Regions from separate parts of the Homo sapiens genome. Here region 2 is linked to region 1. The links are chromatin contacts, found by Hi-C or POLR2A ChIA-PET in ENCODE. All regions are on one chromosome and are shown on one strand. Each heading gives the region's core, a stretch centred on a gene start or an enhancer-like site at or near the end of the contact. The rest is flanking DNA. Distances are from core to core; before and after follow the strand shown.

The links. A loop is a pair of places that touch in the nucleus more often than their neighbours do. ChIA-PET counts read pairs that join two places held with the same protein, here RNA polymerase II (POLR2A). Pooled maps may share reads with other maps.
Region 2: a loop to region 1 is called in a map of IMR-90, with 2.2 times the contacts of the local background. The contact joins two enhancer-like sites. A Hi-C loop is called at or near these places in 4 of 168 maps with a recorded cell type or tissue (IMR-90, astrocyte of the cerebellum, breast epithelium and 1 more) and 1 of 50 pooled maps. POLR2A ChIA-PET finds 5 or more read pairs at or near these places in 1 of 52 experiments (AG04449).

The regions. Positions count from the first base shown.
Region 1 is chr2:29,461,632-29,467,393 of GRCh38, forward strand. All of the region lies in intron 4 of ALK (ALK receptor tyrosine kinase), which reads right to left. Among named protein-coding and RNA genes, the nearest start is that of CLIP4, 350 kb to the left of the region's middle. Within about 2 kb of position 1,965, at least 2 of the 41 ENCODE cell types and tissues checked have a DNase peak (open chromatin) inside an H3K27ac peak, as active enhancers do.
Region 2 is chr2:29,516,429-29,522,178 of GRCh38, forward strand. The region is part of intron 4 of ALK (ALK receptor tyrosine kinase); the gene reads right to left. Among named protein-coding and RNA genes, the nearest start is that of ALK, 400 kb to the right of the region's middle. Within about 2 kb of position 3,088, at least 4 of the 41 ENCODE cell types and tissues checked have a DNase peak (open chromatin) inside an H3K27ac peak, as active enhancers do.

The DNA of each region.
Region 1 (5,762 bases), core at 715-3,214:
TCAGAGAAAAAGATTCCTTTAAAAATATGCTTGTTGACAATGTACCTGGTTACACAAGGGCTCTGATGGAGCTGTATAAGGAAGTCAATATTGTATTCATTCCTGCTAACACAACATCCATTTTGCAGCCCATTGATCACGAAGTAATTTCAACTTTCAGTCTTATTATTTAATAAATGCATTCGTTAGGCTGTAAGTGCCATAGATAGTGATTCCTCTGATGGATCTGGGCAAAGCAAATGGAAACTCTTCTGGAAAAAAAAAAGGACCATTCTAGGTGTCATTAAGAATATTTTTGATTTGTAGCAGAGGTCGAAATATCAACATGGACAAGAGTTTAGAAGAAGTTGATTCCATCCCTCACGGATGACTTTGAGGGGTTTAAGACTTCATTGGAGAAAGCAACTGCAGGTGTGGTAGAAACAGCCAGAGAAGTAGAATTAGAAGGAGACTCCAAAGATGTGTCTGAATTGCTGCAATCTCATGATAAAATTTGAATGGAAGAGGAGTTGCTTTTTGTGGAAGAACAAAGAAAGTAGTATCTTGAAATCGAATCTATTCTTGGTGAAGATATTGTTAACATTGTTGAAATGACAAAAAGGATTTAAAATATTTCATAAACTTAGCTGATAAAGCAGTAGCAGGGTTTGAGAGGATTAACTCTAAATTTGAAAGAAGTTCTACTGTGGGTAAAACGCTATCAAACAACAACACATGCTACAGAAAACTCTTTCATAAAAGGAAGAGTTAGTTGATGCAGCGAACTTCATTGCTGTCATTTTTAAAATTGCCACAGCCATCCCACCCTTCAGCATCCACTACCCTGATTAGTCAACAGCCACCAACATTGAGGTCAGACCTGCCACGAGCTAAGAGATTCTGACTCACCGAAGGCTCAAATGATTGTTAGCATATTTTAGCAATAAAACATTTTCATATTAAGGTATGTACATTTTTTAGACATAATGCTATTGCACACTTAGTAAACAAAACTCATATGCACTGGAAAAACCAAACAATTTGTGTTACTTGCTTTACTGAGATACTTGCTTTATCGTGGTGGTCTGGAATATCTTAATGAGGTATGCCTGTACCATACTGAGAAGAAATGCAAGAGTTAAACTAGAGTCCTTTTAAAGCAATGGCTCCTTTTTGCTACAATGTGTCCTTGAAAACAGTGTTATAAAGCAAATCATTATAAAATGATTCCTATTTTCCCCATAGGAATTATGTCATAAAAAGGGTTATGCTGTTAACCAAAGACTTAGGATCCAATTAATTATAAATATAGCCAATAACAAGGCACAAGAGCAAAATGTAACATCATCTGAAATAATAAAATGATGATCCAAATCCTATAAAATGGGAATAAATATATAGAACATATTACAGCACATTTGGGCTGATTGTATAATCAAAGTAGTCTTATAACATATAATCGTAAAAACCTACACCATAAATCCGACCTAAGACTAACATGCTAACAATAATAAACCAAAAACATGTAATGAAGGATAATTTTATTTCCTTCTTTTAGACCTTAGATGGATTTTTACAGGATGGTTTAGATGCCCACTTCTCTTAACATGTGAAATACCCAAGGAAATTAGTGCTTACGTGCTCCCTTGTTTTGGATTGACTGTTGCAGCAAGAAGAAGGATTCCAGACATTCCATTCACTTGAAATACCACAGAAAATGATGACTGCTGTTCACAGTAGATATGGTATGTTTCATACTGAAAATATGTTTTAATATGAAAGTCTGTTCTTTGGTTTATTCAGAGCTCCTCAAAAACTTCTACTTTGGCTCATGAGGATTAACTGCTACAGGGATTGCTCTCATGTTACAAAGAAATAGAAAGCTGGAAATCTAGAAAAAATGGTGGGTTTCAGCCACTGAACAACAGACAGCACAAGACTTGAGAGAAGGGAAACAAGTGATCCTTGAGAGAAAGGAAACAAATGAAGTGACACTTATAATTTTTCCAGATTATTGCCTGGAGGCAGTTTCCAGGTTGCCATGCAGAGAGAATAAAACCAAACACAGCTTGGTGACTAAGTCAAGGTTGGGATGGGAGATGTAGGGGAGAGAGAGAATATGAGTGTTCTGGAAATCTGTAAAGGCGTCCCCTTGAGTCTTTGGCTGAGTACTAATTCATGCATGCATGAGGGAAAACTACCACCGGGCAAGGAAAGCAGTACCAGAAATCATCAGGCTGAACAATTCCTAGATCCAAGGCTATGAACAGTCTGTGTCCCAACCAGCCAAAGTAGGTAGATCTAGTTACTCATGGGTCATTCAGTAGAGCCCTCAGAAAAGTTACACTTTCCCAGTATTAGGATTAAATTAGTCCCACAATAAAGGCTACTCTGAGTCTGACACAGCAAAACTTAACAGCAATCTTTGAAACTATCAAACTGATTTACAAATTACTTAACTGCATGCCAGATCAAAATCCAACACTCTTTAAGGGAATATTAGCAAAATTCAGCCTTGATGATATAAAATCACAATGTCTAGTATCTAACCAAAAGTTACCAGGCATTCAAAAAAGAAGAAAATTGGACCTATAATTAAGAAGATAATCACTCAGTGGAAACAGAGATAGAAGTCAAAGCGATAATAGAATTTGATGATCTTAGAACAGCTTATTATAAACCTTATAAATATACTTACTAATATAAAGCAGGGGGCCAAAAACCTTTTCCATAAAGAACTGGAGTATAAATATGCAAATATTTTAGGCTTTGCAGGTCGTCAACTATTCAACTCTCCTGTTGAGTCATGAAAACAGCCATCATAATATACTGGCAAATGGGCATTATTGTGTTCAAACACAAATTTATTTATAAAAGCAAGTGGTAGAACAGAAGCCTGTGTGTGCCTTCATGTAAAGGAGACATGGGCAAATCAGGGGAAAAATGAAAGACTGAAACAGGCCCAGATGGAAATTTTTGAGATAAAAAATATACCGGATGGGACTAAAAGCAGATTAGAGAGTGTAGGGCAGTGGTTCTCAACAGGGGCCCGTTTTTTACTAGGGAACATTTGGTAATGTGAGGACGTGATTTTTGTTGTCAGAAATGAGGGGAAGGTGCTATTGGCATCCAATGGGTACAGACAAAGGATATTGCTAAGCATCCTATAATTCACAGGACAGCTCCCCCAACAAAGTATTAACTAGCACCAAGTGTTAATAGTGACAAAGTTGAGAAACCTTGTTGTAGAGGAACAGATCATTAGACTTGAAGACAAAGCAATAGAAACCATCCAAAATGAAGCTCAGAAAAAAAGACTGGAAAAAATTAACAGAATATCAGTGACAATGTCAGTCGAATATATGTGTAACTGGAATCCCAGAAGGGAGGATAACTCTTTGAAGAAATAATAGCACAAAGATTTCCAAATTTGTTGAAAACTTTAAGTTCACAGAGCCAAGATGCTTAACAAACCCCAATCTGAAGAAACGTAAAGAAAATTACATCAAGATCCATCATAATCTAAATGCTTAATATGAGTGATAAGAAGAAAATCTTAAGGTACCTAAACAAAAAGAGATACAATATATGCAGAGACCAAATATAAGAATGGCAGCAGACTCATTGTCAGAAGTCACACAGGTCAAAAGACAATAGAGCAATATCTTTAAAGTGTTAAAAGAAAAAAAGATTGTCAATTTAGGATTCTATATTCAACATAAACATCCTTTCAAAATGAAGAAAAATAGTTTTTTAGACAAAATTCTATAGGGACTTTCACTATAAGGAACGTTAAAAGTAGGCCAGGCATGGTGGCTCATGCTTATAATCCCAACACTTTGGGAGGCTGAGGCAGGTGGATCACTTGAGGTCAGGAGTTTGAGACCAGCCTGGCCAACATGGTGAAACTCTGTCTCTACTAAAAATATGAAAATTAACTGGGCGTAGTGGTGTGTGCCTGTAATCCCAGCTGCTCAGGAAGCTGAGGCATGAAAATCACTTGAACCTGGGAGGTGGAGGTTGCAGTGAGCTGAGATTGTGCCACTACCCTCCAACCTGGGCAACAGAACAAGGCTTCATTTCAAAAAAAAACAAAAACAAAAAAAGTTAAAAGTAGTTCTTCAGGCAGAAGGCAAATGATATCAGATGAAAAACTGGATCTACCTAAAGAAATGAAGAACGTCAGAAATGGCAAATATTTAGGCAAATTAAAAAACATTTTGTCTCACTTTTAATCCCTTTAAAAGATTTGAATGCTTAATGAAAAAATAATGGCAATATATTATGAGTTTATAACATATGTAGAATTAAAATGTATTACAATAATAGCACAAAGGCTGGGGGTAGAGATTGGAAATACAAGAATGTAAAGATCTTATACTATACATAGTCATATTATTTGAAGGCAGCTTGTCAGAAGTTTAAGATAAACATGAAAAACCCTAGAACACCCACCAAAATTATATTAAAAAAGAAAGATATAGTTAATAAAACATAGGTAAACTAAAATGGAATCACAAACAAATACTTCAGTAAACTGAAGCTCTTCATGGTTCCAGGGCTTCTGGACATCATGTGGCCTGATTTCTTCCTTCTTCTTTAAAAAGCCGTGAAAACACTAGTACAGACCTCAGAAAAGAATCTCCCAAGCCTCTGTGTTGACATCTTAGTTCCCGTCATCTATTGTTTCTATGTCCAGAGTCATGGGAACCACATACACACACACACTAACTCACACACATAGACACACACACACTCTCACACACTCACACTCACCAAGCTTTATCTGGAGAACACATTTCAAATATGCCTCACAAATATATGCACAATAATTTTCAAACACATATGGGTGCTATCACATGGAAATCTATTCTAAAATGTCATTATGTTTTTTAATCAATCAATATTTATGACTAACAATTAGGTTCTCATTCATGGAAGTCATTAAAAAGGGCTCCTCAATTTTAAGAGGCTAGGAACCATGGAACCATTGTGATGAATTAAAGGGCTTGGCCTTGAGGGTTTGAGACTGTTTCTTGTAAGTAACAGGCAATTGCTGATGGCTTCTCAATGGTGTGTCATATGATAACAGTGCTCTCACAAGTTTTACATTTGATGAAAATGAGGTAGAAAAAAGCTGAAGAGTTTGTTTTGAGGCTGACTAAAACTAATAAAATAATCATAAATCAATCACTCAGTTGGTAACTTGTCTGCAAGACAGTTCTCTGGATCATTGAAGTGATTAGAGCACATATTTTACATCTGATAATTTGTGTTTACACTTGATTGGATAAGCCATTTGTTGATGGGTTATTATGATATCTTTAGTGGACATCTGTAATTTTGTGTGATGTGTGATCAGTATTTCTTCTTTTTTGGGAACTGCCGCATCTCCAGTTGTTTCTGGTAAGGCTGTTAATAATTTCACCCCTCCTCCCCTTCTAAGCTGGCAATACCCATTCACCTCACATACAATAGTTGATACAGCTTGGACACATGATCCAAGAAGGGCTGATACTGACATGCTGTGTGAAGGAAGGGATGACTTTTGTTTTGGGATCATGAGGACCAAGAGCCTTGTTTGACCAGGGCTTCCAATGAGCAATCTTATGGAGAGTCTTATTGATAACAGAAAAAAAAAAAAAAATGGCAAGCCAAGTTGAGGATAAAGAGTCCTGAAAACAGTTACTAATTTATTGTTTAATTAATTAAAAGATACATATTGAATATTTGCTATGTTTTTGGCACTGTTGCTGGCCTTGGGAATATGGCAGTGAACAAGC
Region 2 (5,750 bases), core at 1,838-4,337, 56 kb after region 1:
GGGTCCACTGGGTAGGTGGTGGAGATGCTGTTCCATCTGGTACATGTCGGGGAGATGGTCTCTTCTCACGGGTACTTTTCCCTGTGCATCTGGCATGTCACCTGCCAGGGCCACTGTGAAGTCCCCTGCTAAGGGGGAGGAATAGTGGGGAGCCACCTCTCTACATCTCTTCTGGAGGGGTCACATCATATAGTGCAGTGGTGTCTGTGGGATCAAATCCCAACTCTGTTCATTACTAGCTGTGTGACTGAACAAGTTCAGTCTCTTCATTTGTGAAATGGGGATAATAATATGTTACCTCACAGGCCCATTGTGAAAATTAAATGGGTAAAGATAGGTAAAGGCATTTAGAACAATGTCCAGCATATAGTAAGTGCTATAAACGTGGTAGCTGTTGTTATTTGACAGCAATGAGCTGGGTTAGCAGTGAGTATGTTAGCAGTGAGTATGTCTTGTTTTCTATCTCTGGTCAGGGATGCTACTGTTTCAGGCCTGCCTGGCACAAAATACATCAGATATCCTTATCATCATCTACTTTCACTCACACATTCGCATGACACTAATTTTGAGTTTTAATTTGGAAATACTGCCCAGTCAACAAAAATTTATTGAATACTTCTTCTGTGTCAGGCACTCTTTTGGACTTTGGGGACCCCACAATGAAAGTTCAGTGTATGTTTTGATGAAGTTGAGGCTGTAGTGGAAAAAATGGATAGAAACACACACAGCCAGTGAATTTCCATGGGACTGGGGCTGTCACATACAGAGAGGTTTAGGGGCAGCACAGAGAGAAGTGACCCTCAGGAACGGGGAGTCCAGGTTAATCTCCCCCAGAAGGTGCCATCCTTACGTTGCTGATAATCATACATCTCAGAGCTTCAAGATCTTCATTATACAACTGTCATTTTATTTCTCTTGTGTATCTAGTGGGTCATTATATCTCTGAACATATATTAAAATAGACGGAATAGATTCAAGCAGCTTTTACTGGGGCACTGTGCTAAGAGCTTTCATCCACATTAAATCATTTAACCAATCCTCTATGAGGACGTCCAGATTTCTTCAGAAACCAGGATGCCAGATAGAATAATTTTTTGATGGATGGAGTCCATTACCAGTTTAGGCCATGAGCCCAGGTGATTGAAAAAGCATTAATCAGGCTATTGTCCTGGTGTTGCCACTCTCTCCAATTTTTAAACCTCCTGCTACTAATGGAGATATTATCTGACTCTCCTGATGATAAAAGAATTATCTCATCAAATCACCACATGATTATCAGGATTGCAGCCTTGCTTTTTCACCAGTTCCAGAACATCACTTAATTTTTAAACTACAGCGTTGGCTGGTGTCCTTTGTGTTTTTGTGTATGCTTTGTTTTACCTCCAAAGACTTCTGGCCGTATGATTTGTATTTAAAGCTAGATGTCAAGTGTGTGCATGGTGTGTGACAGACAGAGAAGGAGAACCTCGCCTCCCCTTCATCTCCTCCTTCACCTGTCTTTACTTCACTCTGAGACCACCAAGTCAAACTCCGTTTGTAAATTTACTTCCCAAATCTGAGCTCTTAGAAGTTCTCACCTAGTTCAAGCCCTCCCTGGAGATATGGAGAATAAAACAGGGTTGGTGGTGGGCTGTAGGGCTCCCCAGTTCCCTTCTGTGCAGTCCAATAGCAGAGAATGAGTCAGAATAGGCATGAGGCAGTCTCTCTGGCATGAACTCCAGGCCCATTTTAAATAACGCATCTAAATGTTAATGCACACTTAAGACAACAGTGCAGCTCATACTCTTCCCAAATTGATTCATTTTGCAGTGGGCCTGATGCAATTTACTCAGTATAAAAATGTCTCTGGCAATTAGGGGAACAAAGGGGCAAAGCTGGCAGGCTACAGGGATGACAAACAAAGCAAGATGATGTGAAAGCTGGGGCCAGAATTGAATTTCTTTCCGAATCAGACATTTTTGGGAATGTCAATAGCAAACAAGAAAGGCCTTCTTTGCCTGCAAGAAAAACTTGAGGATTCTCCATTCAGAAAAAAGAATCAAATAGTCTAAGAAATGGTTTTAGTGAAATGCTACAGCAGCTTTCATGGTTCCTAACGGTGTCAACTTTAGGTGGCTGGGGTTCAAACGCAGAATAAAGCTAGCGAAAGGGTGAGCCAGGCTTAAGCCACATCAGCGGGTGGAGGTTCCAGATCACTGAAGAACAAGTCCCCTGACCCCTTTGCTGGTAAGAATCCCTCTGAACAATATGGCTGTGGCAACTATGCTGTAGAAGAGACTAAAATCACTTAGCCTGGGAAAACAAGTGAAGAAGAGATATAAAAACTATCCTCAAAGGGAAGACAGACTGCCTTGTTAGGAGAAAGTAAGCTTCCTCTGTATGACTCTAGAGGACAAATAGAGGATCAACCAGATCATGGTGAAATAGGAGAAGGAACTATCATGTGTTGGGTGCTGATATGATTCTAGGTGCTTTGTATGCATTATCATAGTACTACTTCATAGGGAAACTGTAGTATTAAATGAAATCATATGTCTTTGTATTAAGAACATGGTAAATACTCTATACACATTGGCTATCGTTGTTAAAAGCATTATTTTCACAAAGAGCCTACAAGGTAAGCAGGTATTACTATTGCCATTTTGTGTATAAAACACAAGAGGTTTGGAGATATTGAATAACTTTTTAGAGACAGTCATTACCTTTCCAAAGTTACAAAGCCAAGGGGATATCAGCAAGTTCTACCTGGGAGCTAAAGCTGCTGTACAATGGGGTGATCTGTTTTGCAAGGTGGTGAGCATTCTACTGCTGGAGTCAGGCAAGTCAAAGCCAGATGGGCTTTGGAAGAGCCTCTTGCATTGTTTTGGGGTAGGGGATAAAGAATTTGAATTCAATTACTTTTAAGGTTCATTTCTGGTTCATGATTCCATGATTGAAATATTTTTCAAGTTCTGCTAGCTAGATTATGCCTTTAACCCACAAACAGTCATGTAGGATTGTGAAATTGGAGAGGCAGTCATGGGTGAAGGCCAAGAACTAAGGACCTTGGGTATATGATGAAATACAGGAGTTTTTATTTCCATCTGATTTCTGGCTTTGCCAACAACCACATTTTCTGGCTCACATCCCACACACAATGTACCTGCTGCCACCACCTCCTGGAACCCTGGAGACTGTCCGTAAGTTAGACAAGGTGGCAGAGGTTAAACAAGAAAGTTGATAGACAAGTGAGGCTTTTTAGAAATGGAAGTCATCTGGATCTACTGAGAGGATGAGCCAATGGTCACTAGGAAGCTCCCAGGGCAGGTGACCAGGCCACTGCGAGAAAGGCTGGAAGACTCCAGATAGGGAAATCACTCTGAGGCCTGCAGGTGAACATCCAGCAGACTGCCGATTAGAATTTCATGCAGTCACAGAGAAATTTTAGTCCTAAGACAGAGAAACAAAATCATGGAGGGAATATTTAGGAAACAGTTGGACAGAATGTAATTGGAATTCATCTTAGATTATCTGAAAAGATAAAACACTCAACAGAAGTCAGTGTGGTTAAGTGGTGATGTAAAGACTAGTAAACTAAGGAGAAGGAGGAATTGGGGGAAAATTACTAAGTAGAAGTCCTGACTGGAAGAACAGGAAATATGCAGGAAATAGCTCAGGAAATTAGAGGAACTAAAAGGCACACACGGACAGGGCAATCACCAAGCATGGGAACCACCTCATTTCCAAGACTAACATAGGCCAGCATTTGCTCGGCAGTGTAGGATGGTTAAGGCCACAAATGGAGATAACCCAGGCTGAAGACAGTCCTTCGATTGGAGGTTGAGTAGAAGGAAGTGAGTCGTTATGAAGAACAGAGATGGAATTTTGGTCAAGAGCATTATAGATGCATTCTTAAAACCATGTCGCAAGTTTTCAAAGAGTTTCTGGTCCAATTAATTTGGGAATTTGTTCATTTCATAAGCATTTATTGACTGTGAGACAAGTACTGTGCTAGGCATTGCAGATACAGTGATAAATAATGCCCATCCCTATTCTTGGGGTACCTGGTTGGTGAGGAAGACATGTGAAAGAACAAATGTGGCCCAGGGCTGTGAGAACACTCATAGAGATGTGGAACAGGCAGCAAATGGTGGTGCAATCAGCTCTGCTCACAGAAGGTCTGGGGTCTCAAGAAAGGCTTTGTGGAAAAGGAGCTAAGAGATTCCTTCTTGGAGGAGAAGACCTATTGTTCTTGATGGTCGGGAAGGTGAGGGAAGGCAAAATGGCTTGAACTGGCTTGCTTCACTTGGGGGCAACTGTGGGTAGTTTGATACAAACGAATCATGGGTCCAGAGAAATGGGGTGAGCCAGGCTCAGGAGGGGTGAGGCTTGATCAGTGGCTTTGAGTGCCATACTAATAAACAGCTCAGACTTGATCCTGGGTTTCACAGGGATCCCCTAAAGGATTTGAGGCTGAAGATTAACAGCCCGTGATATTCACTTGTCAGTTCTCTCATCCGGGTCTTCATTTATTCCAACATGGGGCTTCCTGATGGCCAGGAGAAGTCACTGAGATGATCATTCTAGGACTGCAAGGAACGTCCCACAGAATGAACAGCACAATGCAAAATACCAATTTGACTGTGGGTTCTCCTTCACACTCCTTTTGGTGAATTGAAAGCCTGGATCACACAGTGGGGCTAAGAAAAAAGCAGCATGGCCCACAGGTCTTTCCTTAGACTCCCATTATGTGTGCATCATTTGAGCTAAGTTGCCCTATAGGGTGGAGCAAGGTCCTGGATCCTCAGGTAACCTGGTGCCCTCAGGTGAGTGATCTGAAGAAACATCTTCAGCTTCTGGCAATGGTAGGTCTCATGCCCTGGGCTCAGCCTGCTCTCAGTGGCCTCCCCTAGGGACCCTCCCTTTTCTCACCACCACAAGACTTCCCCACTGGCAGGGGGAACACAATCAGTCATTGGAAAGGAGTGGGAACACTCATTCACTGAGCTTACTGATGTAAGATTCTCCCAGGAATAGACATTGCACCAAATCTTTGTGTAGACTTTGTGAAGCCCTTTAAATTCAAAATCCCAAGGCTGCTATGGCTCTTCACTAAGGCTCTGAACCATAAGAGAATGCATTTCTGTAAAAGCAAGGAGTTTAGCCAGGCATATGTGTGTCGTTCCCTAAATAAAACAAAGAGGAAAAGGCAAACTTAGAAACAGGCCAAGTAATGAGAAAGAAGGAGGTTTGCTTTGAGGCTGGGCATGAATGCAGAGGGGAACTGGGCTACTAAGTGGGTCATGGTGTTTCCTCACTCTTGGGCCATCAGCTCCAGTTGCCTGGACAGTTTCCTTATGGCTCAAAGAGCTGGCAATTCCATCACCCGATTCCATCTCCTCAATGCAGACTTGGTTTTTGAAGGTGAAGGCAACTGGGTTGGAATGGAGCTTCAGAAGACAGGAGAGCGGAGGCCAGCCTTTCTGGATAGGCTCTCTATGACCTTCGGCAGTGCCAGACATAAGTCTCAGGACTGCCTGCTCTCTAAAACAGGCCTCTTCTGTGCATCAAAGCCTTATAACTTTGCCATTTATTGCGGACAGGAAGGACTGTATGCACACCATAGAAAAATGCAGCTGGGATTTATAAACAATAAATAATGGTTAATAATGATAAATAAATAAGACTGCATCCTTAATTATCAGCTGGCAATAGGGTAGTTACCATCCATAGAGTGGTGATTGGGAGCAGGGACAGTGGAGCTGGATTAG